2 separate regions of the Homo sapiens genome follow, and region 1 is linked to region 2. Evidence: chromatin loops called from intact Hi-C (ENCODE). Cell type or tissue: IMR-90. All regions are shown on one strand. Links, peaks and the distances in the headings refer to the core of each region. The heading gives the core; the rest is flanking DNA.

The links. A loop is a pair of places that touch in the nucleus more often than their neighbours do. Peaks named below come from ENCODE experiments on the same cell type or tissue, not always from the same donor. Only the 100,000 strongest peaks of a DNase experiment are listed, where the experiment ranks them.
Region 1: a loop joins it to region 2, with 5 times the contacts of the local background. A loop is called at or near these places in 57 of 110 quality-filtered maps.

The regions. Positions count from the first base shown.
Region 1 is chrX:18,876,048-18,891,483 of GRCh38, reverse strand. It overlaps PHKA2-AS1 (PHKA2 antisense RNA 1), which reads right to left and starts at 1,188. Exons shown (of 3, transcript NR_029379.1): 1 at 856-1,188. RefSeq lists an enhancer at 4,579-4,788. In IMR-90, for the core only: a CTCF peak has its summit at 4,877 (motif pointing right); no DNase peak of the experiment used is centred there; H3K4me3 peaks cover 533 bases; H3K27ac peaks cover 166 bases.
Region 2 is chrX:18,672,711-18,683,081 of GRCh38, reverse strand. TRV-TAC1-2 (tRNA-Val (anticodon TAC) 1-2) reads left to right here and starts at 8,101; the gene lies at 8,101-8,173. It also overlaps a transcript of PPEF1 not described here. RefSeq lists a silencer at 7,990-8,176. In IMR-90, for the core only: a CTCF peak has its summit at 6,394; no DNase peak of the experiment used is centred there; H3K4me3 peaks cover 552 bases; H3K27ac peaks cover 472 bases.

The DNA.
Region 1 (15,436 bases), core at 3,528-6,027, 210 kb before region 2:
TTCTTGGAAAAAGCTCAGGAAGAGTTAGAGCCCTCCAGAATGAGCCAGGTGCTAATTTAGAACAGTCACCTGCCTGCCAATGATGATGACGTGCTCAGCCACCAAGCTGCGGGCCGGGAGAGGAGCCGTAATAAGCGATTCCACCAAGCCTTCCAGCCACTCCTTTGAAACCTCTTTAAAATGAAATCCTGAAATAGGACCGCATTTCCACAGGCATCAAGCTGTCAGCTTCAAAGGAGAACAGGCTTCTGAGGCCTGGCCCCTTCAGCGCGCAGCTGAGGCCCCCCTCCCCGAGGAGAGGAGCAGATGTTTGAGGGCAGAGGGCCTGTCCTGACAGCACCTGCGTGGAGGTGGCAGGAGGGGATTGTTTCTAGGCCAGGCGAGAGGAGCCTGGCAGCCCCTGGAGCCTCGAGCCGGGGGTGGCGGGGGCAGGAACTTCTACCTCCCTGCTCAGAGCCAAGAAGTCAATTTGAACCTTTGCTGGGGCTCGGTATTAACACGTTCTGCCTTGGAGGGCAAGCCGGTGGGGCCAGGAATAAGCATTCCTTTTAACAACTTCAGTTGAAAAGCAGCCACCGCCCCACCCGCTGCTGTCCCTGGCTCTCATCAGGTGAATTCAGCATTCCTGCCACCCTGCCAGTGCCTCTGTGATCCTGGGCATGAGTTGACCACTATGTACCTCAGTTTACCCATCCACAAAAAATGCAAAAGGCCAGGACTAAGCATGGGGGCGTGACGTGAACTCCCGCTCCTCCTCTGGTCAAGGGCTTCATGCTTAGAGGAAACCAGATAAGCCCTATTGCAACCCCACCTGGAGTGGAGTGGGGGAGGATGAGGAGGAGGGGGAGACCCTACCTTCCACAGGCCCAGGGACTCGAGGGGTGGGGCTCCATTAGGAGATCAGTCGGGGCATGGTGAAGGGGAGGAGAGGTTGTCAAGGCTCAGCTGCCTGGACAGAGAGGATGGAAATACTCCCTGTGTGAAAAAAGAAAAGGAAAAGACCCCAGATCAGGAGGCAGGAAATGCAGTTTGGCAGAGTTGGTTGATGCCACTTACTTCTGGACAAGAAGACTGGAGGCTTGGCCACCCTTGATGGAAATTGCAGCAGAACCATCTCTCTATTCTGTTGATTCCCGCACCAGGCTGGCAAATAGCTTTTGTCTTTTCTGCTTCCTTGTTGCAAAAGGGTACAAAAGCCTCCCACCCACCCCACCCCCAATCGCCCTTTGTGCCATTATCTTTCAAGGTGACTTAGCTTTTGAAGTCCCTGCCATCTGCTCTGCAGGCCTGTACTTTGCAGGATGTGAGAGCACCGCGTTCCCAGAATGCCTTCTGTTCTACCCGACGTGGCTACTGATAGCTCTGCCTGTGAGGGGAAAAGAAAGCTGCGCTGTGGCCCCCTTAAAGCCCAGTCCCTGCTGTCTCCCTCAAAAAGCCACTTAGGAAAGCCACGGCCTTGAGGTACCAAGAGAGTTCTTTGAGAAATGAGAGTGGAAACTGTGAGAGAGGCTGCTCTGCAGTCGAGTGCTGGGCACGTCTGACGATGCCTGGGAGAGGAAAAAATTCCATCAAAAAACTACCATGGTTTTCTTTAGAGGAACATATGTGCACTTTTGGCAAAACATGCCTTCTCAGGAGAGCTGGAATAGTTGGAACCAATGAACTCTGAAGTCATGTGATTCGTCCCTCTGTCTTCGTGCAGTCCTTAAACTATTCTGAAAAATGCATGAATCCAACACGAATCCTAGCATTTCTGCCATGCCCACTGAGGGCCAGGCAGGCATACAGCCTGGTTGGGGGGTGGGAGGGTGAAAAGTATCTCTTTTTGTGCTTGAAGGCCCCTGAGGAAGCCCCTAGGCTCCCGTGGTGAGTGTTCCCTGCGCTGGCCTAGCAGGGTGTTGGTGTCTTGAGCCCGAATCCTGTGCAGCATTGGCCCAACCCTTGCAGGTGGCCGCCACCCCTTTCCCCTGCAGCTGGCATAGCCAAGGTGCCAGGCTCTGCAAAGGGTAAGCTGCATCTGAATTGGGCACGAGGGGATGGTTGTGCCTTCCACATCTCCTTTTGTGAAAGATCTTCCCAGATGCAAACCCAGGATGGACTTGCCAAAGAGAAATCCCAGTAACTGGCTCTAATCTCTGTGCCACCAGCTGCCATTGTCTCGAAGTTCATTTGCAAACAACAGAAACCAACTGTGGCTGGGTTAAGTGGGAAGTTTATTAAACAATATTGGATAGGTCACATGGTCACCAGGCTAAGCGGCTCCCTAGCCAGGACCAAGATCCCATGTCATTCTCCAGTACTCCCAGGTTCATACCCCAGGACTTACACCACAGACACCCCCAATGCTGGGCACTGTCACTGGGACCACTGCCTCTGCTCTTTTGGAAACTAAATGTAGAGGCTTCTACTTGTCACCAAAAGGGATTTTAAACAGCCACTAGCTGCCACTTCAAGGTCTCAGGCAAGCATACTGCCTCGGCTGAGGGAGAGGTTAGAAAAAACAGCATCCAGCCAGGCGTAGTGGCTTGTGCCTGTAATCCTGGCGCTTTGGGAGGCCTAGGCAGGAGGTCTCGAGCCCAGGAGCTAGAGACCAGCCTAGGCAACAATGTGAAACCCTCCCTACAAAAAATAAAATCAGCAAGGCACAGTGGTATACACCTGTTTTCCCAGCTACTCAAGAGGCTGAGGTGGGAGGATCACTTAAGCCTGGGAAGTCAAGGCTGCAGTGAACCGTGATTGCACCACTGCACTCCAGCCTGGGTGACAGAACAAGACCCTGTCTCAAAGAAAAGAAAAAAGCCGCATCTTGAGAATTCTGCCTTCCAAAGTGGAGGTCCCCACTTCATAACATGGGGATCCCCTGAACACAGGAAGGAGGTTCAAATGCCAAACATCTGAAACTCAGTGTCCGCTCCAGCTGGAATGCTTGCTTTTCTTTCCTCTGCCCATAAAAGAAGGACCTGTGCCCTCGCCAGGGTCTGCCCTGGAGAGCTGACGCAAGAGGCACATTTGCCCCTGAGGAAGGCTGTGTGTCAGGAGTGAAGAGGGGCGTGCAGGCAACCCCTCCTCACCCCAGGTGCATGGAAGCCATCCTGGTACCCACCTCTGGGATGGAGGTAGGACAATTAATTACATGTTCTGTCTTTGGGTAGAAATGCTACTGAGCCATAGGGGCTGGATCACCACTGCTGCCCAGTATGGCCCACCAGACCACCTTCCACCATCCTGCAAAGCCCTGCAGAATTGCCAGTGCGCCCTGCAGTTTTTGTGACCACCAGCCCAGTCCCATTCGATTTTCATAGCCCTTGAGTGACAGCCCATCTGGGACAAGACTCAAATGATTGTCACATCTTTTCTTCTAACTCTTTAGCCAGCTGGGGGATTTAAAAATAATGAATTGGAACCGTTCGTGGTATAAGCCTCTCTCTTGACAGTGTGAATAATTTCCTCCAGCTGTCACCAGGGATCGTTTGAGTTCCTGTAAGTACTGGAGTCTCTCCTGGGCTCAAGAGAGGCACAGCCATCTAGGCCAGGCGGCCCTCTCTGCCTCTCCCCAACCTCCCCTCCTTCTGGAAGTGCAGGCAACAGCTCCCTGCTCCCCTTTCCCTCATTAGCCACAAGAGATCTGGAGCGAAAGTGGCCCAGCAGGCTGGGAGAAGGTTTTGAGAGGGCATTGCACCCACCGCGGCTGACGCAGCTCTTCACGCCAGAAGATGAAGCAGCCGTTCTTAGTGGCTCCTTGCACTGCCGCCTGAATCTCACCAGAAAGGATTCTGGGCTTTCCATCGCCTAAAGCAGAGAGCTCCCTAGTGCTAGGGTGGTGACTGCCGCCCCGCCCTGCCCCCGCAGGATGTGTACCTTTGTCCCAGCTTGGTGGAGACTGTGCATCGACGGTGCTGTCAGCACACGTCCACGTGGCTGGATCTGGGCTTGGCTGGCTGAGGCACAAAGGGCTCCATGCCTAGTAGGGCAAAGAGTCAAAAATAAGTCTGCGGTGCAAGAGGGGTCAAGATGGAGCCCGGGTCGGGGAGCTCACTGTCAGCACAGGGTTAGCAGAGGCTCCGCAGAGTGACCAGAGCCGGGACTAGGGGGTGTGGAGCGGCAGAAAACGCGGGGACAGGTGGGCACAGGCCAGGCAGCCTGGGAACTGCCGGCACTCGGTGGAGGGGATGCAGGGGGCTTCCTGGGCTTGGCTGGGGGTGGAGGGGCCTTAGCAAAGCCACTGTCTTCGGCCCCTGAATGGCAGGCACTACCCCTCCACCAGCCCCAGTCCCACTTGCTCAGCTATGCTGGGGGAAGAGGGTAGAGGCTCAAGATGGGTTGGGGCAGGAGGTGGGGATTTGACCCTCCCAACCCTCGCCTGGGTCTCACGGGCTCCTCATAGGTGAAGGCTGAGTAAAACACTCAGTCCTCCAGAAAGTGCAGGGCCACAGCGCCGGAGTTGCTCAAGAATGCGACCCAGCAGGATCGGACTAGTCCTTTAAATGTCAAAGCAGCCGGCTGGGTGGGGACAGCACAGCTGGGTGAGGCCAAGGCCATCTCTGAGTCTCCTGCAGCTCAGCCGAGGGAGGAAGTGAGACTGACCCCTCCTCCTCCCCGCCCCGGAAAATGAACAAGGAGTGATGATTTTCGCAGCATATCGGGGGCAGAACGAAGCAGAGGAACGGGTGGGGAGGCCTGGGAGCACAGAGGGCCTGTCCTCTGGGATGACTGGAGAAGATCTCAGTGGGCAAGATGTGATCAGCGACCTGAAGGAAGTGAGGGCCTGAGCCTCACTTTAGCTGGAGGAGACGGTGCCGGGCAGCAAGGAACCGCCAGTGCGAACGTGGGAGGCAGTACTGCACCCAACACGTCTGCAGGGGGCGGGAGTGGAGCCACCAAGGAGTCCAGACTTTGGCTTTTGTCCCAAGTCACTGGGAAGAATGACAAGTATTGCCAACCCTGCCCAGAGAGATCTGCTTTAAAGGTTAGGGGGCAGTGGAGCCATGGCAGAGGCAGAGGGGAGAAGCAGTTCATTTCACCGCAGGTCTGGAGGGACATGTGTGAGAGGCGGAGCCAGGAAGGGAGCCAGTGCCGAGGCCATGTGACTTCCTTCCACCTATTTTGAGGAGCTGACAGCCTTCGGGAGCAGCCCCTGCTTTGCTGCTATTTAGGGGAGATAATCTAGTAACTGGAAAATGGGGGTGATGAAATGACAGAAGAGGGAGAGAGAAGCGATGCCTGTTCCCTTCCTCAGCTCCCTCCGCTGTCTCAGGCCTGAAACCCTACGTGGTCCCTACACCACGTTCAAGCCGACATGCACGTACAAAGCCATATACCTGCATCTGCTGGCGCCACCTTCCTCGGGGGATGGGGTGGGCAAAGGAAACAGTGGCCGGGACTCTATCCCCAGGGCACCCTCCTCCGCCCTGCCTTCTCCTGCTCTCACCTTACCTCTCCCCTGACGTCCCTAAGCGTCCACTGCCCTTCATATTGGGGCTTTAGAAAGCAACAGTGACAGACTTTGGGGCTGAGGCCTGGAAAGGTTCTAAAGGCTCCACACCGCAAGTTGTTCAGAGGCTGCTTCCTCTGCACTTTAAATAGATGTGCTATGCTGACTTTGACACATTTCTTTTTTAAACTTAAAAAAAGCACAATCGGAAAAAAAGCAAGAAAGAAATGTAGTGAGTCATCCACTAGCGGGAGGGAGGGGTACTGTGCTGGGAGGTGGGGACCAGTGGAACATTCCAGGAGGCTGGCCAGGGAGTACGTACCCCAGCCGGTGGGGAGAGGGAATATAGGAGGGGATAGTTGAGGCCAAGAGGATTGGCTCCAAGGAATCCCTGGAATCAGCTACTTTGTCCTCTGGGGGTCTTCTACCTGTAAACCTCAGGCGTCTTGGAAACTAGAGGAGAGTAAAGACTTGAGCTGTGGCTCCAGCTGAGGGACACATTCCACAGGTGCTGAAGAGCACGTGATCATCATCTATGCCTGCTTAGTTAGGGCTGCTGTTAGCACCTGGATTTTACAGATGAGGAAACTGAGACTCAAGAGGGCTTGTGAATTTCAGAAATTCACACATGTCAGTGGCAGATCAGAAAGAAGCCCATTTCCGGCCTCCATGTTTACCTAGATCTAGGCAAAGAACCTTGCTTTAGTCTCTAACAAATTTACCTCAGAAGAGAGACTCATTTGTTCAGTTTATTCAAGGTTTGGATAGTAGATATGAAGAGAAATATTGAAGGGGAAGGGAATTCTCAGCTTAGCATACAGGGGTTAGGAAGCTAAATTCAGCCCAGGGTGATAGAAGTCACGCTTGCAACTGGGTGGTGCAGCAAGGCTGGGGATGCAGCACCGTGGACAGTGGCAAGTCTCTTAGCTCCTCCGAGTCCGCTGGCTGTCCCAGCTAGGAAGCAAGGACACCAGGTCCCCCCCCTGCCTCTCTCAAAGAGTCCATTTCAAGGTCAGGAGAAATGTGGCTCATGCTTTGGAGCCCACAAAGCCCTTAAGTAGCCTCTGCTGTGATGTGGGCACAGCCACCCTAGGGACTGTTCCCAGATGGTAGCCTTTGGCAAAATTGTGACACAGGCAGCATTGGGTTTAAGGTCTCAACACCTTGCTTTGGCTACCTCCCGGGCCCCTGTCACCACCAGGAGCTCAGGGGTCAGATGGGCCAGAATTTTGACCCCCATGCTGCTGCTTAGAGCTGGACACCCTTTGATTAGACACAATCTCTTGGTACCTCAGTTTCTTCCTCTGTGAAATGGGATGGTGATTATATAAACCATCTTCATGTGGTGGTTCTAGAGATTAACAAGCTAATGGACATAACAGTAACAATACCGTGTATGTAATGAGGTCATGATCACGTTTGTACACCCCTGGCACTGGCACAGTCTCAGCAGACAGAGGCTGCTGCCACTCCCCCACCCCACGGTGGCGCTGGCCTAGGTCTGCAGGCTCCAGATCATCCCGGAGGGCCCAGGGTGTGTCTGAAGGTAAGCATTGGATCAGACAGGTGACATTTGAGCTGCGTGGCCATGGATAGCAAGTCACTCTCTGAGCCTCATTTCCTCATTGGTCAAATGGGGATGACGATGCTCATGGTGGAAGATTCTGGAGGACTGTTAAGAATAAGCTAGGGGGATACATCCATTTTAAACAGAGCAAGAGAGAGTTCTGTGAGGACTCCAGCCTGGCACACCTGGGAGGAGCCCAGTTCAACGTCAAGGGTGTTGAAATCAGCGCCGCCCCGAGCAGGGCTCTGCTATACGGACCAAGGACAGAGCAGAGCAGACAGAGGCAGGAGGTGGCACTTTGAGGAGAGAAGCGAAGAGCATAAAGGCCCTGTCTTCATCCTTCACCTATCTCTGGATTCCTTCTTCCTCTTGACACTTGCCGCCCAAGGGCCTGGGGTTGCAAAGGGGTGCGGAGCCTCCTGCCCTCACTTGGGAGAAGCCTGTCTGCCCTTAGAAGAAGGGAGAGAGCCGGGGATGGGGGATGCCCCTAGGGGAGGCTGAGGAGCAGGGCTTGCCTTTTGTCTGACCCACTCGGGACCCACCAGGGCAGGCAACCAGGGAGGGCTTGGGTCCAGGGAGCTGGCAATAAGTGGTGCCACTTCGCTGGAGGTGTCACTGCTACACAGCAGCCTGAGACTGCAAGAGCTGCCTGGCACGCTGGGTGGTTCAGAGCGTGGCACTGGGGCTGGCACTGGTCTGTCTGGGCCACATCCAGGGCCACCACCTCTGTACTTGGGCTTAGTGAGAGCACTTGTACCTCGCATGGCTGTCACAAGATTGAGTGTGACATATTTTTAAAGTGCTTGGATACTACTTGGCACATAGTAAGTGCTAAATAAATGTTTGTGTAATAAAAAAAAGATAGTGGGGATAAAGCTGCTGGAACAGAGCAAATATTCAATGAATTCCTCTGAGAAAGCCTCCGAATCCCTTTTCTCCCATGCTGTCCTCTCGACAGCCAGCCTCCCGCTACCTGGGAGACACTCAGGTGCTGAAGTGTTCCAGGAAAGAAGCCACAGGGTGCGGGTCACTCCCAGTTCTCCCTGGAATGTTTGCATTTCACAAGTCACATGCAAGTTTCGGTGAAAGCTCTGACTTGTGGAATTCTCAGCCCCTGAGCTGGCCAGTGTGATGGGGAAAGGGTCCTTAACTCCCAACTGTCATCTTCTCTGCCTATGTGCAGGCCGCACTGCCTGGGATCTGCGTTCTGATAACCTGTCTCCTCCCAGGACTCTAAAAGGCAGGAATGGCTGGGTGCAGTGGCTCGTGACTGTAATCCCAGCACTTTGGGAGGCCAAGATGAGGTGGGAGGATCGCTTAAGCCCCGGAGTTCCAGACTAGCCTTGGCAACATAAGGAGACCCTATCTCTACAAAAAATGAAAAAAAAAAAAAAAAAAACCCCACCTGGGCATGATGGCAGACACCTGCAATCCCAGTTACTCAGGAGGCTGAGCTGGGAGGATCACTTGAGCCCAGAGGCAGAGGCTGCAGTGAGCCATGATCATGCTACTGCACTCCAGCCTGGGCGACAGAGCGAGACTCCATCTCAAAAAAATTAAATTAAAATAGCAGGCAGGATCACACAAGAGGACAAATTCCTCAGTAATCTCTCAGGATACTTTCAGCTGTCCATCACAGCTACCCAGCCTGTCAGTGGCTCAAACAATAAAGACATTTCTCACCCTATGTAAGACAACGACTGCAGCTGGGAGGTTGCAGAGTTGGTTCAGTGGCTCAACAATGCCACGAAGGACCCATGCTCTTCCTGTCTTTCTTCTCCATCAACTTCAGAGTGGCGCTTTCTTTTCTCATGGTTACAAGATGGCTGCCACAGCTCCAAGCATCACATCCTTAAAGGACAACATCCCAACCAAGGAGGGAGAGTCAGGGCTTTCTTCTTTAGCTTTTGGCTTCTCTCTCTCTTGCTCCAGTCTTTTTCTCACTCCCTCGCTCCCTCTCCACCCCTCTCTCCCCCTATCAACCCATTCCAGGTAGGGAAGTCTCTCCTAGAAGCCCTCTGGCAGACTTTTCCTTAATTCGAAATGCCCAGGACTGAGTCATATGCCTGTTTAACACTAATCACTGGCAAGCGCAATAAGGATTAACAGGATGGATTTCTAAGTCTGGAACCATCGTGGGCCTTGCAAGGTTGGTGGGGCACCTTTGGAGACCTCACTTGTCAAATATCTGCAACAAACTCGGGGTCCTGTTAGTGGGGAAGAAGGGAGATGGCTGCTGGGCAACCTTGAGTCTGCCAGGAGCACTTAGCCTCCTGGGTCATGGTCATGGCCTCTTTCTATGCTTCCTGAAGTTTCTTATGCCTTGTCCAGGGCCCCTTGCATCAGTCCTGGGCTGGGAGAAGGCAGGCTAGGGGACCTGGCAGCACGGGCAGGTCTAAGGTCCAACAAAAATATCCCCACAAAGAAGCCGGAGGTTGCACTCTGAGGGATGGGGCTCACGCAATCCTCCCACCTCGGCCTCCCAAAGTGCTACAATTATAGGCTTAAGCCACTGAGTCCAGCCCTTGGTAAGATTTTTGATTGTCTTCAAAGAGTAATCAAAACCAAAGCAAAAGAGCAAATATACATATTTATATATAATATTTATTATATATATCATATATGATATGATATATGATATATGATATCATATCATATATCATGTATATCATCTATATGATATACATATCATATATATCATATATCATATATATGATCTATATGATCTATATCATCTATATGATCTATATCATATATATGATCTATATGATCTATATCATATATATGATCTATATGATCTATATCATATATATGATCTATATGATCTATATCATATATATGATCTATATGATCTATATCATATATATGATCTATATGATCTATATCATATATATGATCTATATGATCTATATCATATATATGATCTATATGATCTATAGATCATACAAATATATGATCTATATGATCTATAGATCATACAAATATATGATCTGTAGATCATACAAATATATGATCTGTAGATCATATATATATATGATCTGTAGATCATATATATATATATATATTTTTTTTCTTCCAGACAGAGTCTCACTCTGTCGCCCAGGCTGGAGTGCAGTGGCGCAATCTCGGCTCACTGCCACCTCCACCTCCTGGGTTCCAGCGATTCTCCTGACTCAGCCTCCCGAGTAGCTGGGATTACAAGTGCCCGCCACCATGACCAGCTAATTTTTGTATTTTTAGTAGAGACGGGGTTTCGCCATGTTGGCCAGGCTTGTCTCAAACTCCTGACCTCTTGATCCGCTCACCTTGGCCTCCCAAAGTGCTGGGAATTACAGGCGTGAGCCACCACCCCCGGCTGCAAATATATTAATAATTACCCAGAATGAAAAGTCTAGATAAAATCAGCATGATAGAATTTGAGGTGAGGGAGTAGACACTCTGGGATGTGAAATATGCAAATGTTCTTTTCGAATATAAGGGGTGAGAAAGAGATCAATTCAAAAACAAGATGAGAGGCTGGGCGTGGTGTCTCACGCCTGTAATCCCAGCACTTTGGGAGGCCGAGGCGGATGGATCACCTGAGGTCAGGAGTTTGAGACCAGCCTGGCTAACATGGTGAAACCCCGTCTCTACTAAAAGTACAAAAATTAGCCGGGTGTAGTGGAGGGCGCCTGTAATCCCAGCTACTGGGGAGGCTGAGGCAAGAGAATCACTCGAACCTGAGAGGAGGAGGTTGCAGTGAGCCGAGATTGCGCCACTGTACTCCAACCTGAGTGACAGAACAAGACTCTGTCTCAAAAAAAGACAAGAAACATAGAAACACAGAATTTCCATCCTGAAGCCAGGACGGAGTGCCTGTGTATCTGTTTGTCACCCAGACAAAACGTGACAAACTAAAATAAGTCTGTAATGCAAAGCAGTGTATATCGTATGCTCTGCAACAGGAAGGACCAGGTAGGAGAAGCCACCATACACATGAACATGTTCAAAACCAGCTACCTAGATCGATGGTGACAATAATGTCAAGAGACCAGACCCCTGTTAAATGACAAATGTTGACAGATTGGGTTTACATGGTTCATGTAGAAAGATATATGCTCTTTGTAGGCATATGGATACAGAAGGTTGCAAAGAAAAGGACAAAAAAAGACATGCCAGGCAAATGCTATCAGAAAGAGGGCTGGTCCCCCTGTGTCACTGTTGGGTAAAATAGACTTCAGGACCAAAAGTGGTATTAAGGACGAGAAACGGGATAACATGATGATAAAAGATGAAATTTGCCAAGAAGACATTTCCATTTTAAACATTTCTTTATCCAATAAACAACTTCAAAATAAATGCAGGAAACATTAACAAAAGTACAAGGACAAGATGACTTCATCATCTTGGTGGGAGGCTCCGAGACATCTTTTTTTACTACTGGTAGGTCAAGCTGACCAAAATATCATCAAGGACATAGAAGATCTCAGTGACACAGTTAACAACCTTGAGCTGACAGACATGAGGACAGGTCTGCTCAACAATTTGCGAATACATATTGGGATTCTTCACGCACACTTGGAGTATTAAAATTTCAATTATTTACTAAGCCTTAAAGAAAGATGCAGGGCTGGGCGAGGTGGCTCACACCTGTAATCCCAGCACTTTGGGAGGCTGAGGCAGGTGGATCGCCTGAGCTCAGGAGTTTGAGACCAGCCTGGGCAACATAATGAGACCCCATCTCTACAAAAAAGTTAACAAATAAAAATTAGCCAGGTGTGGTGGTACACACCTGTAGTGCCAGCTACTTGAGACTCTGAGGTGGGAGGATAGCTTGAGCCTGGGAGGTTGAGGCCGCAATGAGCCGTGATTTGCGCCACTGCATTCCAGCTTGGGTGACAGAGTGAGGCACTGACTCAAAAATAAGTAAATAAATAAATAAGAGGTTGACCGGAAGAAAAAACAGGCATGGAGTTTGCAGTGATCATTATCACTTTCCCCCCCCAAATCCAGAAGAACTACAGAGCGGACACCTTTGTCCTGGGGCCTCTGCTGAACTATTTCTGCAGGTCTGTTCCTTGGCTTCCCCCAAGGGCATCCCCGCGGTTGGTGCCTCTCCTGCGTGGGGAAGACACATGGAGGGGATGCTGCTGCTGCTGTGGGCATGAGGCTTAGAGGCTGCCAGGGCCAGCATTTCATTCTCACGGGGACCCCGCAGCACCTTGGGATTATGCCTCGACCCTCCCCGAGACAAAACTGACAGAAGAGGAATTCACAGGTGGCAGGATTCGCCTGAAGGCCAAAGGACTGGGGGCACAGCCACAGAGAGCTGGTGAAATGTCATTCAGGGGTCTCTCAAAGTCAAGGCCCACTCTAATAGCTGCCAGCCACCCCCTAGGCCAGGCTGAGGTCACAAGGAGTTGGCTGCGTCTTGCTCCTCTGACAGGGTAGAGAGTGAGGGGGTAACAGGCAGTGAGGGGACAGTTGGTGGGGACCACACAGTCTAGTCCACTTCCTGGGAGGGATATAGAGGTGGGAGCAGGAACCCCCAAAAGAGCCCAGACACCAGCCTGGGTGGAAACTGAAGGGCACACAGGGTGCCAGCCCAACCTAATGAGACCTAGACAAGAGGGGTGGAGGTCACCCAAAGGCCACAGGTGTCACTGGGTGAGCAGTAGTATTCGGTGGTTAAGAGCTCTGATCCTGGTACCAGAGTCTAGGCTTCCATCCCTGCTCCTTCCCCAGTGTGCTGGGTGGCCTTGGGCAGGTCACATAATCATTCTGGGCTCCAGTTTCCTCAGTCAGTGCATTGAACACGTATTTACTGAGCACCTACTACATGCCAGGCACTGATTTAGACACGTGGGAGAATCCATGAACAAAACAGTGATTCCTCCCATCTCAGAGCCTAAGTTCAGGCAGAGACAGACGATAAGCAACGACCTTAACAAATCGGGATGTTATGCAGCCAATTCCACAGTGAGGCCGGCTCAGGCCTCAAAGAAAGATTGGAGTGAGGGAGTCAGGCAGCAGTATTAAATAGGCTTGTCAAGAAGAAAAGATCTGAGCAAAGACTGGAAAGGGCTGAGAGAAAGGGCTGCATGGCCATTGGGGGAGAGCACTCATAGCAGAGGCAGAGTGGGCCCAGATGTGGTGGCACACGCCTGTGGTCCCAACTACTCAAGAGGCTGAGGAGGGAGGATCACTTGAGCCCAGGAGGTGGAGGCTGCAGTGAGCTGGGATGAAGCCACTGCACTCCAGCCTGGGCGACAGATGGGACAGTGCCTCCATGAGTACTAATGGGCACTCCTGGTCTCAAAGAGTGCCCCACCCTGTCAGGGCCCTGGACCTTGGTGACCTTTGGCTTCCTGACCCAGAGCCTCCCCAGGATCCAAGTGTCTCCTCGGACTTGGATGTCCTGTCTCTTTAAAAAAGTGGCTCATGCCTGTAATCCCAGCACTTTGGGAGGCCGAGGCAGGCGGATCACCTGAGGTCAGGAGTTCAAGACCAGCCTGGCCAACATGGCGAAACCCTGTCTCTACTAAAAATACAAAAAATTAGCTGGGTGTGGTGGCGCACGCCTGTAATCCCAGCCACTCGGGAAGCTGAGGCAGGAAAAGCCCTTGAACCCCGGAGATGGAGGTTGTAGTGAGCCAAAATTGCACCACTGCACTCCAGCCTAGGTGACCGAGCGAGACTCTGCCTTAAAAAAAAAAAAAAAAATGGAGGAGGAAGTCCTGCCTCCACACGAATGCACCTGGAGGGCATTATGCTAAGTGAAATAAGCCAGACACAGACAAATATCACGTGATCCTTCTTCTATGTGGAATCTAAAGTCCAGCTCACAGTAATAGGGAATAGAAGGTGGTTACCAGGGGAACAAGTCCACACAGTGCTGCGTGCATGGAGCGCAGTTGCTGAGGGGTCTGTACTGTACAAGCCAAAGGAATGAGAAAAGCTTGGTGTTCATTGCTGGGAATGAATGAGTGTCTCCAAATCCAAGGAGACACTGGGATCCTGAATAGGCTCTGGGTCGGGATGTCAAAGGCCACCAAGCTCCAGAGCCTTGCCAAGGTGGGTCACTCTTCATGACCGGGAGTGCCCATGAGCACACGTGGAGGCACTGCCTCATCTGCCACAACACCTAGCGGCTCTCTCCGATGTCTCATTGATGACCTGTGAGCTGTTTCCTCCCACATGGACCCTGGGAAAGCAAAGAATCACAAGCAGCAACGCCCTGGAAGGACCAAGGAAGACACAGCCATTGCGGTACTTCCAAGTGGGACCCTGCCTGTTCTCCCTCCTCAGGGACCTCCCATCCCTCCTAGTGGTGCTGGGCTCTACAACCTCTGCCACTAGCTCCACTCAGAGGACCCTCTCTCCATCAGAAAGTGGCGGCAGCTGTGTCCAGGTCACCAACCCCCAAACTCTGGCTCCTCGCAGTGTCTGTTCAGAATCCCAAATCTCTCAGCAGTCATTTAAGCTCTGCAGTTTTTCCGAACACTTTCAGAAGTTAGAGAACAACTTCTTCCCTTTGGCCATTAAAATGTAAGCAATTGACCTGGCACCGTGGCTCATGCCTGCAATCCCAGCAATCTGGGAAGCTGAGGCAGGAAGATCACGTGAGCCCAGGAGTTTGAGACCAGCTTGAGCAACATAGTGAGACCTCATCTCTACCAAAAATTTAAGAATTAGTTGGGTGTGGTGGCACGCACCCTTAGTCCCAGCTGCTCAGGAGGCTGAGGCAAGAGGATGGTGTGAACCCAGGAGTTTGAGACCAGTCTGGGCAACATGGCAAGACTCTGTCTTTAAAAAAAAAAAAAAACAAAAGTAACTGTACTGTGAGTGGCAAAACAGTTAAACTTCAAATATCAAAATTCAACTTCCTTCAAGTGATCTTCTCTTTAGGTGTCTGACAATGTTCTTTGGAAATTCAGGTTGAAATACAGTGACTTCTAGGGCAAAGAAAACAAGCAGAACATCCATTCCCCATATCCTAGGCACACTCATCCCTCACATGCCATTTGTTCCTCACGCCACCTCTCTGAGAGAAGGCATATCACCCCCTTCTGTGGACAGGGAAACTGAGGCTTAGAGATATTCAGAAGCTGGTCTGGATTCTAGCGCCTGTATAGAAGTGGCAGAGATGGGGCCGGGTGCAGTAGCTCACACCTGTAAACCCAGCACTTTGGGAGGCCGAGGCAGGCAGATCACTTGAGGTCAGGAGTTCGAGACCAGCCTGGCCAACATAGTAAAACCCCATCTCTACTAAAAACACAAAAATTAAGTGGGCATGATGGCACGTGCCTGTAGTCCCAGCTACTCAGGAGGCTGAGGCAGGAGAATCTCTTGAACTCGGGGAGGTGGAGATTGCAATGAGCAGAGAGTGCATCACTGCACTCCAGCCTGGCCAACAGAGAAGACTGTCGGGAAAGGGAAAGGGAAGGAAAAGGGAAGAG
Region 2 (10,371 bases), core at 5,443-7,942:
GTTCTCATGAGAGTGAATAAGTCTCATGAGATCTGATGGTTTTGGCTTCCCCTTTTGCCTGGCTCTCATTTCTCTCTTGCCTGCCAGCATGTAAGACGTCCCTTTGCTCCTCCTTCATCCTCCGCCATGATTGTGAGGCCTCCTCAGCCACTGGAACTGTGAGTCCACTAAACCTCTTTCCTTTATAAATTGCCCAGTCTGGGGTTTGTCTTTATTAGCAGCGTGAGAACAGATTAATACACCTACCCTACCAGAAGCGGCCATTCCCATAACTGTCAGCCTCATCCCCACTTACTGGGGACTGAGAACAACCAAAACTTTCAGGCATCCGAGCCAGGGCACCACCGTTAGCCACTGTGCCAACGCTCATCCATTTGAGACACAGATCATTAGGACTCTTTCCATTGCAAGTGTCAGTAAGCCCATTCCAGCTGGCTTAAGCAAAGCTAGGAATGGTTTCCTCAAATAACTGAAGAGTCAATGGTATATGCATGACTGGGGCCGGGGCGTAAGTCATGGCACCCAGCTGCTCTATTGCTCAGCTGGGATCCCTTGGTGTCCGCTCCATCCTCAGGTCTCCAGCAGGTCGTGGACGTCTTTCATGCTTCATGGTCATTCACTAACTTCTGAACCTCCTCCCTATGTCTTGGTAATTCCTCCTGTTTGACTCCTAACTCGCCAAAGTAGAAACAAGAAATTTGCTTTTCCAGCCTCTTTGATAGCAAGAGCACAGGCAGGTAAACTCAGCTCTGCCAGCGACTTCAATCCAGAAGAGGGCAACCTGAAGACGTGGAGGGCTCCCAAAGGCCATCTACTGCCAAGGTTAGTGGCAGAGGTGTCCAGTTTCCAGAGACAGCAGTGGTCAAGATTCTGGGCTCCAACACTGGTGTGACTTACTAAATATGTACTCAGAGGAGGCAGCAGTGCGCACCTGCGCTGGTGCAGTCCCTCAGTGAGATTTGGACATCATTCCTGGCTTTGGAGTCACCGAGGCCTTCTTGGAGATCCTGTGAGCCATCTGGTGTCCTTTAATAAACTCCTTTTCCTCTTAAACTTGTGGGAGTGTTGAAGCCGCTTAGGTGGTGTTATGCTTTCGTAACAACCCCAAACGTTAGTGGCTTACAATGATAAAGGTTTGTTTTGCACTCCAGTTCCGCGGACAGTGCAGATGGGCTGCAGTTATGTAACATGGAGCCTTCCCTCTGAAACTCAGGCCAACCTGTCTATGGGGCATTGCTGTTCTTCTTGCAGCAAAGGGGAAGGACAGAAGCAGCCACCACACTGGCTCTTACACTTTTGCTTGGAAGTGATACTCATCACTTCTGCTCACATTCAACTGGGCAAAGCAAAGCCACCTGGGCAAGTCTATCGGGGGACCATGGTGTCAAAATCCTACATGGGGAAGAAAAGTGAATATTTTGAACAAGAGGATTCTGTTGTATGCAACCAAGAGCCCTAATATAACGCAATAGTAAGATGGCAGCAGAAGTGCCAGCCTCTACATCATCTCACGTTCAAGTCCAGGGTGAATTAGGAAACGTCTCTGCTCAAGAAGTCAAGCAAAAATCCAGGATTAGCTCTTACTGGAACTCATTGCCCTGGCTTGAGTCACCCTCAACACTGACACATTGTTTTCAAGACATATTCACTGAGCACTTACTATATGCTGGAAACTATTTAGACTCTGCGTAATACAACAGAGAATGAAGCCAAATCCATGCCCTCATGGATCTTTCATTCCAGTCGAGGATGGTGGGGACAATCAACAAAATAAATTAGTAAATATGTAGAAATTTAGTGCTGCAGGCCAGGCGCAGTGACTCACGCCTGTAATCCCAGCACTTTGGGAGGCCAAGGTGGGCGGATCACGAGGTCAAGAGATCAAGACCATCCTGGCCAACATGGTGAAATCCCATCTCTATTACCATTTGACCCAGCCATCCCATTACTGGGTATATACCCAAAGGATTACAAATCATGCTGCTATAAAGACACATGCACACGTATGTTTATTGTGGCACTATTCACAATAGCAAAGACTTGGAACCAACCCAAATGTCCAACAACGATAGACTGGATTAAGAAAATGTGGCACATATACACCATAGAATACTATGCAGCCATAAAAAATGATGAGTTCATGTCCTTTGTAGGGACATGGATGAAACTGGAAACCATCATTCTCAGCAAACTATCGCAAGGACAAAAAACCAAACACTGCATGTTTTCACTCATAAGTGGGAATTGAACAATGAGAACACATGGACACAGGAAGGGGAACATCACACACCGGGAACTCTTGTGGGGTGGGGGGAGGGGGAGGGATAGCATTAGGAGATATACCCAATGCTAAACGACGAGTTAATGGGTGCATCACACCAACATGGCACACGTATACATATGTAACAAACCTGCACGTTGTGCACATGTACCCTGAAACTTAAAGTATAATAATAATAAAATTTAAAAATATTTATATATATAAATTAGCTGGGCGTGGTGGCAGGTGCCTATAGTCCCAGCTACTCGGGATGCTGAGGCAGGAGAATCATTTGAACCCAGGAGGCGGAGGTTGCAGTGAACCGAGATCACGCCATTGCACTCCAGCCTGGGCGACAGAGCGAGATGCCGTATCAAAAAAAAAAAAAAAAAGAGAAGAAATTTAGTGCTGCAGAGAAAAATAAGCAGGAAAGGGGGGCAGTGAGTCTCTAGCATGAATGGAAAAGAATAATAGCAATTTTCAGTAGACAGTCAGGAAAGGCCTCACTGAGAAGATATCTGGGTATGACCCGAGCAAGGTGAGAGAACAAGCAACAGCGTGATCTAAGGAAAAACTATTCGAGGCTGAGAGCAGCAGCAGCAGCAGCAGCAGCAGCAAAGGCCCCGAGGCAGGAGAGGCCTAGTGTAACTGAAGGGCAGCAAGCAGGCCGGTGTGGCTGGAGTGCAGTCAAAGCAAAGGCAAAGTTATAGGATTTTTTTTTTTTTTTTTTTTGAGGACAGGGTCTTGCTCTGTGACCCAGGCTGGGGTGTAATGGCACAGTCACGGCTCACTGCAACCTCCGCCTCCCAGGCTCAAGCGATCCTCCCATCTTAGCCTCCCAAGTAGCTGGGATTACACGTGCATGCCACCATACCTGGCTAATTTTTGTATATTTAGTAGAGACGGGATTTCATCATGCTGGCCAGACTGGTCTCAAACTCCTGGCCTCAAGTGTCTGCCCACCTTGGCCTCCAAAGTGCTGGGATTACAAGCATGATCAACTGTGCTTGGCCAGTAAGAGGATTTATAACCAGAGAGGCACAAGCCTTGTAGGCCACTGTAAGGCTTCAGCTTTTCTAGTTGAGGTAGGGAGCCATTGAAGGGTTTTGCACAGAATGATGAGAGCTAATCTGAATCTTGAAAGGACCACTCTGGCTACTGTGTGGAGAATAGTCTGTAGGGGGGAAAGGGCAGAAGCTGAAAGGCCAAGATCTGAGGCTACTGGCTATGATCCAGGCAAAATGTGATAGTGGCTTTGATTAGAGTGTAGCTGGGGAGATGACAGAAAGCTAGCATAGATAGATCTTGCAGGTGGTGCCAATAAGCTTTGCTAGTAAGATTACACTGGGGGTGTAAGAAAAAGAAGAATCAAGTATGATTCTTAGTTTTAGGCCTAAATAGCTGGAAAGATGAAGCTGCCATTATCTGCGATAAAGAAAACAGAGGCCAGGCACGGTGGCTCACGCCTGTAATCCCAACACTTTGAGAGACCGAGGTGGGTGAATCACTTGAGGCCAGGAGTTTAAGAACAGCCTGGCCAAAACAGCAAAAGCCCATCTCTACTAAAAATACAGAAAAAAATCAGCCGGATGTGGTGGCGCACGCCTGTGATCCCAAGTACTCGGGAGGCTGAGGCACGAGAATTGTTTGAACCCAGGAGGTGGAGGTTGCAGTGAGCTAAGATGGCGCTGCTGCACTCCAGCCTGGGTGACAGAGCAAAACTGTCTCCAAAAAAGAAAAACAGATCAAGAGAGAAGCGGATTTAGGGGCAGAGATCAGAAGCGTGGACACAGACATGTGAGATGCCTAACCTAACAGACATCTAAATGGAGATGTTGAACATGTAGGTCTGGAGTTTGAGAGAAAAGTCTAGACTAGAGATACACACTGGAATCTTCTAGGTTCTCAAGGGTATTGAAAGCCATTAGATTGAATGAGGTCGCTGGGGTGGTGAGAACAAATAGAGAAGTCCAAGCACCGAGACCTCTGAGGTACGGCTGTGTTTAAAGGTCAAAGAGATGAGGCTCCAGCAAAAGTGACCAAAAAGGAGTATGCAGTGAGAGGAAATAAACATCGCGAGAGGTCCGCATCCTAAAAGCCGAGGGGAAGGTACCTCAAAACAGAGTGATGGGTTGTTTTCAATGCTGCTAGTAGATCAAATCTGATGAAAAGGAAGAGCTATTCTGTGTAGCAATGTGGAAATCACTGGATCAGAGGAATTTTGGTGGAGTGCTGGAACAAGTCCCAGTGGGGGGACAGAACTGGAGAGAGCACCAGACCAATCTAAGAACTGTATTATAAAGGAGAGCAGAGACATGGAAGTGGCACAGGTGGAAGTGGAATTAAGAGCTTTTTTCCTGTTTTTTTGCTTTTGTTTTCGTTTTTGAGACGGGGTCTCACTCTGTCGCCCAGGCTGGAGTGCAGTGATGCGATCTCAGCTTGTTGCAGCCTCGACCTCCCCAGGCTCAAGGGATCCTCCCTGCCTCAGTCCTCCAGAGTAACTGGGACTACAGGTGTGCGCCACCATGCCTGGCTAAGTTTTTTGTATTTTTTTATAGAGATGGGGTTTTGCCATGTTGGCCAGCCTGGTCTTGAACTCCTGAGCTCAAGCAATCCGCCCGCCTCAGCTTCCCGAAGTGCTGGGATTATAAGCGTGAGCCATCGCACCCGGCTTTTTTTTTTTTTTTTTTTTTGCCAGGTTCTCACTCTGTCACCCAGGCTGGAGTGCAGCGGTGCAATCATGGCTCACGACAGCCTCGACCTCCTGAGCTCAAGGGATTCTGCCCGCCTCACTCCCCCAGAGTAGCTGGCACCACAGGATGTTTGGCAGCGCCCCGGCCTCTCCCTCCTGGGTGCCTATAGTACCCCTCTCCCAGTCATAACCAACAAAAGCGTCTCCAGATATTGCCAAAGAACTCCCAAGATTTTGTCCCCCAGGGGACATTTTGGGTCATCACAACTGGGTGGTGGGGGAGGATGTGTGCTACACGCATCCAGTGAATAGAGGCCAGGGATGCTGCAAAACATCCTACAATACACGGGACAGCCTCCTACGACAGAGTTAGCCAGTCCCAACCCATCCTGATCCAGAGGAAGAGCACGAGAGCAGACGGTGGCTGGCAGGGGACTTCCAGAAGTTCTCTTCTGATTGCTTCCATTTTTTCACCGCAATAGGAAGCTAGATCATCAGCTGTAACCGAGATTAGGGTTGGGGGTACAGGAGGTTTACGGAGATAAGACATGAAACCGTCCTTAGAAGTGGACACGTATTCTGGACTGCAGAAAGGGTTCACTTGAGCTAAGCAGTCATGAATTTAGTGTGAAACCAGTCAGCTTGGATGTGTTCTTCTTGGGCCATGTTCAGGGGCAGGGTAGGGAGACAGTCAGATGTAAGAGATTGTGGTTTTACCAACAAGCACAAGGAAGAAATGAAAGGGCAAACAAGCAAGTGATAAAAATGACCACAGAATTTGAGCTGGGTGGGGCCGGGCGCGGTGGCTTACGCCTGCAATCCCAACACTTCAGGAGGCCGAGGTGGGCGGATCACTTGAGGCCAGGAGTTTGAGATCAACCTGGCCAACATGGTGAAACCCCATTTCTACTAAAAATACAAAAAGTAGGCCAGGTATGGTGGGGGGGCGCCTGTAATCCCAGCTACTTGGGTGGCTGAGGCAGGAGAATTGCTCGAACGGGAGGCAGAGGTTGCAGTGAGCTGAGATCGTGCCACTGCACTCCGGCCTGGGCAACAGAGCGAGACTCCGTCTTAAAAAAAAAAAAAAAAAAAAAGATTGTGATGACACCTTGCGAGGGGCGGCGGGGAGAACAGAACACAGTTTCCCTCCTGGAATGGAGAAAAGGAACAAGAGTTTTTCACCAAAGGCAGATACCTGTGTCGCATGCAACAGAGGGACACCAGCTTCTTTTCTGCACAGAGGTTAAGCATGCAACAGAGGGACACCAGCTTCTTTTCTGCACAGAGGTTAAGTGTGGGAACTTGGCAAACATACCTTTATACCCAGGGGCAGACAGAAAAATCGGGATGTGGGGGGCTGGAGAGCAAAGCATTTCCTAGAGACACCATCCAAAACACAACCAGTGGGTGTAACTTTAGGGCCAGTTCCTGGCAGTCTTGTTTTCGACCGCTAGGGGTTTGGAAACAGGTGGGATACACTTATTATCAGGCTTCCCAGGAGTCCTGAGGCTCACTGACTAGTGGGAAACGTGGAGCTCTCAGGAACGTATCCTCCGGCCGGTGGCTGGCCACTCTGGTCATCTCGTGGCCCACAATCTAGGCATCAAGCGCTCGAGAGGCCTCTGAAAACGTCTCACCAAAAAAGCAGACTAGAAGGGGGCCCCATGATGAATATGACAGGGAGCTAACTGAGGACATCGGGAAACGGGTACTAGAAAAACCCACGCCACTAGCTGGCCTGCCTCTACTTCTGGGCGGGGGGCGGGGGTGTGTGTGTGGGGGGGATTACATGGCAGATAACTGCCTCCGTTTTCCTACGTGGAAGATGGGCATAACATTGAGACCCAGAGGTGAAAGGGGACGTGTTTAGTCCAACCCTTGTATTTACAAAGGAGGAGACTGAGACCAGAGGTGAACTGACTAGCTCGAGCACCCAGCTCATGAATGGCCAAATCAAGACGAACATCCAGATCCCCACCTTAGTGTTCCCTGCACCCACCTGGTTTCTTCCAGAGGCCTTCCCAGGAAGACAGGAGTTGGCTGAAGGGAGTTCCTGCCACAAAATCAGTATCACTTATCAACCTACCGACCTCAGCAGAAGATCCAGAGAAAAGGACAGCTGCTGCCTGCAGACCAAGTTCACCTGGGCGCTTAAAGATGCCCCCCCCCCCCCGCCCAAATGATTGCAGGTGGGTTTTCAAGCTTGAGAATGGTGAGCAATCCTAGGGTGGTGACGAAGATCCACCTGGAAGCCCTGAAGAAGGCAAATGACACTGACGATGAAAAACAAGAATCACCCTTTGTGATGGAGGGTCCCAGCCCGTTACCCAGACTACAGTCCTGCAAGCAAGTCAGGGACCCCGCACCAGGTTGAATACTCTGCTGTTACCGTGTGAAATTCTCAAAAACTTAACAAGGGGCCTGGCATCTTCATTTTGCACTGGGCCCCTCAATCACGTGGCCAGGGCCGCTGCCACCCTGGAAGCCATAGACGGGTGGCCCCGTCTACACGTCTTCGTCCCCCAACCCCTGCAGCCCTAGACTAAGGAGACCTAACGGAAGCCCTGGCATTTGCACCCCCTAGGCCTGTCCTCGGGAGGGGAAGAAGGCTGCGGGAAGGGGCAGGGGAGCGGGTAGAGGTCCACACCCTCGGGCAAAGGGCCCGCTAACCAGCGGCCCGTCCTCCTTGCTCCGGAGGCGAAGCCTTCCACGCCGCCGCAAGCGGCGACGTCCTGACTTCCGACCGGCAAGTGGGCCGGGTGGCCGAGGCTCAGTTTGCCGGTTGGGAAAATGGGAAGGCGCGGGGCCCTCGCGGGCGGAGGAAGCTGCCGGGGGCGCAAAGCCCGAGCAGGGTGCACTTCCGGCCGCCGGGCCGCCCCGCCGGCGCCTCGATTGAGGGAAAGTTTGGGGACAGATGATAGCAGGGAGGTGCTCTCGGCCGGGGTTCCGGCCTCGCCCTGGTCCCAGGGGCCGCGACTGTGGCGGGCAGGGAAGACAAGCCGCCCAAACGCCGGAGCCCGAGACTCGAAGCCGCCGCAAACTCCTCGCCTCGGGGGCGGGGTCACGGTGGAGAGGCGGGGCTCCGGCGGAGGGACCGGAACTGCTGTGAGTCTATGAATAAAGTCCCAACAATATTCTTCCTCGTAGAGGTTCCATAGTGTAGTGGTTATCACGTCTGCTTTACACGCAGAAGGTCCTGGGTTCGAGCCCCAGTGGAACCATAGCCGTAAGGCGGCTGTTTTTGCTTTTATAGGGTTTCGTTGTTTGGGTTAAAAAAAAAAAAGGGTTTGGGTTAAACAAACAAAAAAAACCAAAAAGCGACAACGAAGTGTTTTTCTTTGTCCTTTTTTTCTTTTTAATTTTTTGGCATGTTTTTCTCGCAGAAGTGAAATGACAGATACCCTCTCCTATCCCACAAGGTCACTGCCGCCATAGTCCGACATGAGAAGTAGTGGAGGGCAGGGGCCGGGCGAAGTCCTAGACCCGATCCGGCGCCCCCGATCCGGCCGGGCCCTACCCCACCTCTCCTCCCAGTACGCCTCGGAAAATCGGGCGCTCGGGGAATGCACCTGGCTGCCCTTTGCCTGCAAGCCAGCAAGGGCCGGCCACCCAACCTCCAACTAAAATGTGGCAGGCAATACAGCAGCGCTTTGACTGCAGGTGAATTATTAAAGGTCGGTCATGATTATGACTCTGATTAAAAGTTCTATTTTTCATTAAACTCTGATGTGCAGAGCACGAAAAAAAAAAAACCCCACAGTCCCTTTTAATGCAGCAGTAGAATTTGTGGAATAGAGTTCATACACAGTATAAAATAAATGTCAGGCTTGTAGACATTCAATAAATACTGGTTGAATGAGCAAACGTTTCTCTAGTTTCTTTCTGTTCCTCTTTACTATTTCATTACAGTTTCCTTTGGGGAGTTTATTATTTGTTTAAATATTGGCTTTTTTATCTTTGACAAGAGGAATGAGGGTGTGGGCCATGGTGAGATGGTGGTAGCAAAAAATATAAAATGGGAAGGGGCACTCAGTATTTTTCTCTGCATTTTCAACCTAGTTATGCATCCTTAACAGTGTAGAAATTTGCGTCTTTTTCTAACTTGAGTGTAACTCTTTCCCTGTTATTACAATCACTTCATCAACTTTATTCTTTTTTTTTTTTTTGGAGGCGGAGTCTCACTCTGTCGCCCAGGCTGGAGTGCAGTGTCGTGATCTCAGCTCACTGCAACCTCTGCCTCCCGGGTTCACACCATTCTCCTGCCTCAGCCTCCCGAGTAGCTGGGACTACAGGCGCCTGCCACCTCGCCCGGCTAATTTTTTGTATTTTTAGTTGAGACGGGGTTTCACCGTGTTAGCCAGGATGGTCTCGATCTCCTGACCTCGTGATCCGCCCGCCTCGGCCTCCCAAAGTGCTAGGATTACAGGCTTGAGCCACCGTGCCCGGCCTTTTTTAAAACCACCTTAACCATTTTTTTTTTTTTTTGAGACAGAGTCTGGCTCTGTCACCCAGGCTGGAGTGCAGTGGTACAATCTCGGCTCACTGAAACCTCGGCCTCCTGGGTTCAAGCGATTCTCCTGCCTCAGCCTCCCGAGTAGCTGAGATTATAGGTGCACGCCACCACGCCCGACTAATTTTTGTATTTTTGGTAGAGACGAGGTTTCGCCATGTTGCCCAGGCTGGTCTCGAACTCCTGACCTCAAGTGATCTGCCTGCCTTGGCCTCCCAAAGTGCTGGGATTACAGGTGTGAGCCACCACCTCCAGCCCACCATAATCATTTTTAAGTGTACAGTTCAGTAGTGTTAAGTATATTCACATTGTTGTGAAACAGATCTCGGGAACTTTTTCATCTTGCAAAACTCAACTCTATACCTATTAAACAACTCCCCTTTTCCTCCCATCAACTTTATTCTGAATGGTGATGTAAAAATAATAGCTAATTATGTCTAGCACTGTGCTAAGTATTTTATACATATGATCTCTTGTAAGCCTCAAAATAACTCTCGAAAGTAGGCATTATTATCATCATCTTACAGATGAGAAAGTTTAGGCGCAGAGATATTAATAACTTGCCCTGAGGTCACAATGTAACAAGTGCTAGTGCTGCGATTTGGCACCCAGTCTGGGTTGGCAGTCTGTGCTCTTAAACCTACCAGGCTGCACTCATCTCTTGATTTACTTAACCAGCCCCCTAACCTTGGCCATTTAGATTGTTTCCAATTTGTTGTTGTTAAAAGTAACACAGCAATGCACAGCTTTGTGTTAACTGTCCTCCCACCACCACCAAATTTAGCATTTTCCTGAGTGAATAGGTGTGCACATGATGCCTAGTTGCTTTCAAAGAGGGGAATCCATGACATTTTCATACAATTCGAGAATGTTAGTGCTTATGTGGCAGGAAATTGTTCAAGGTCACCC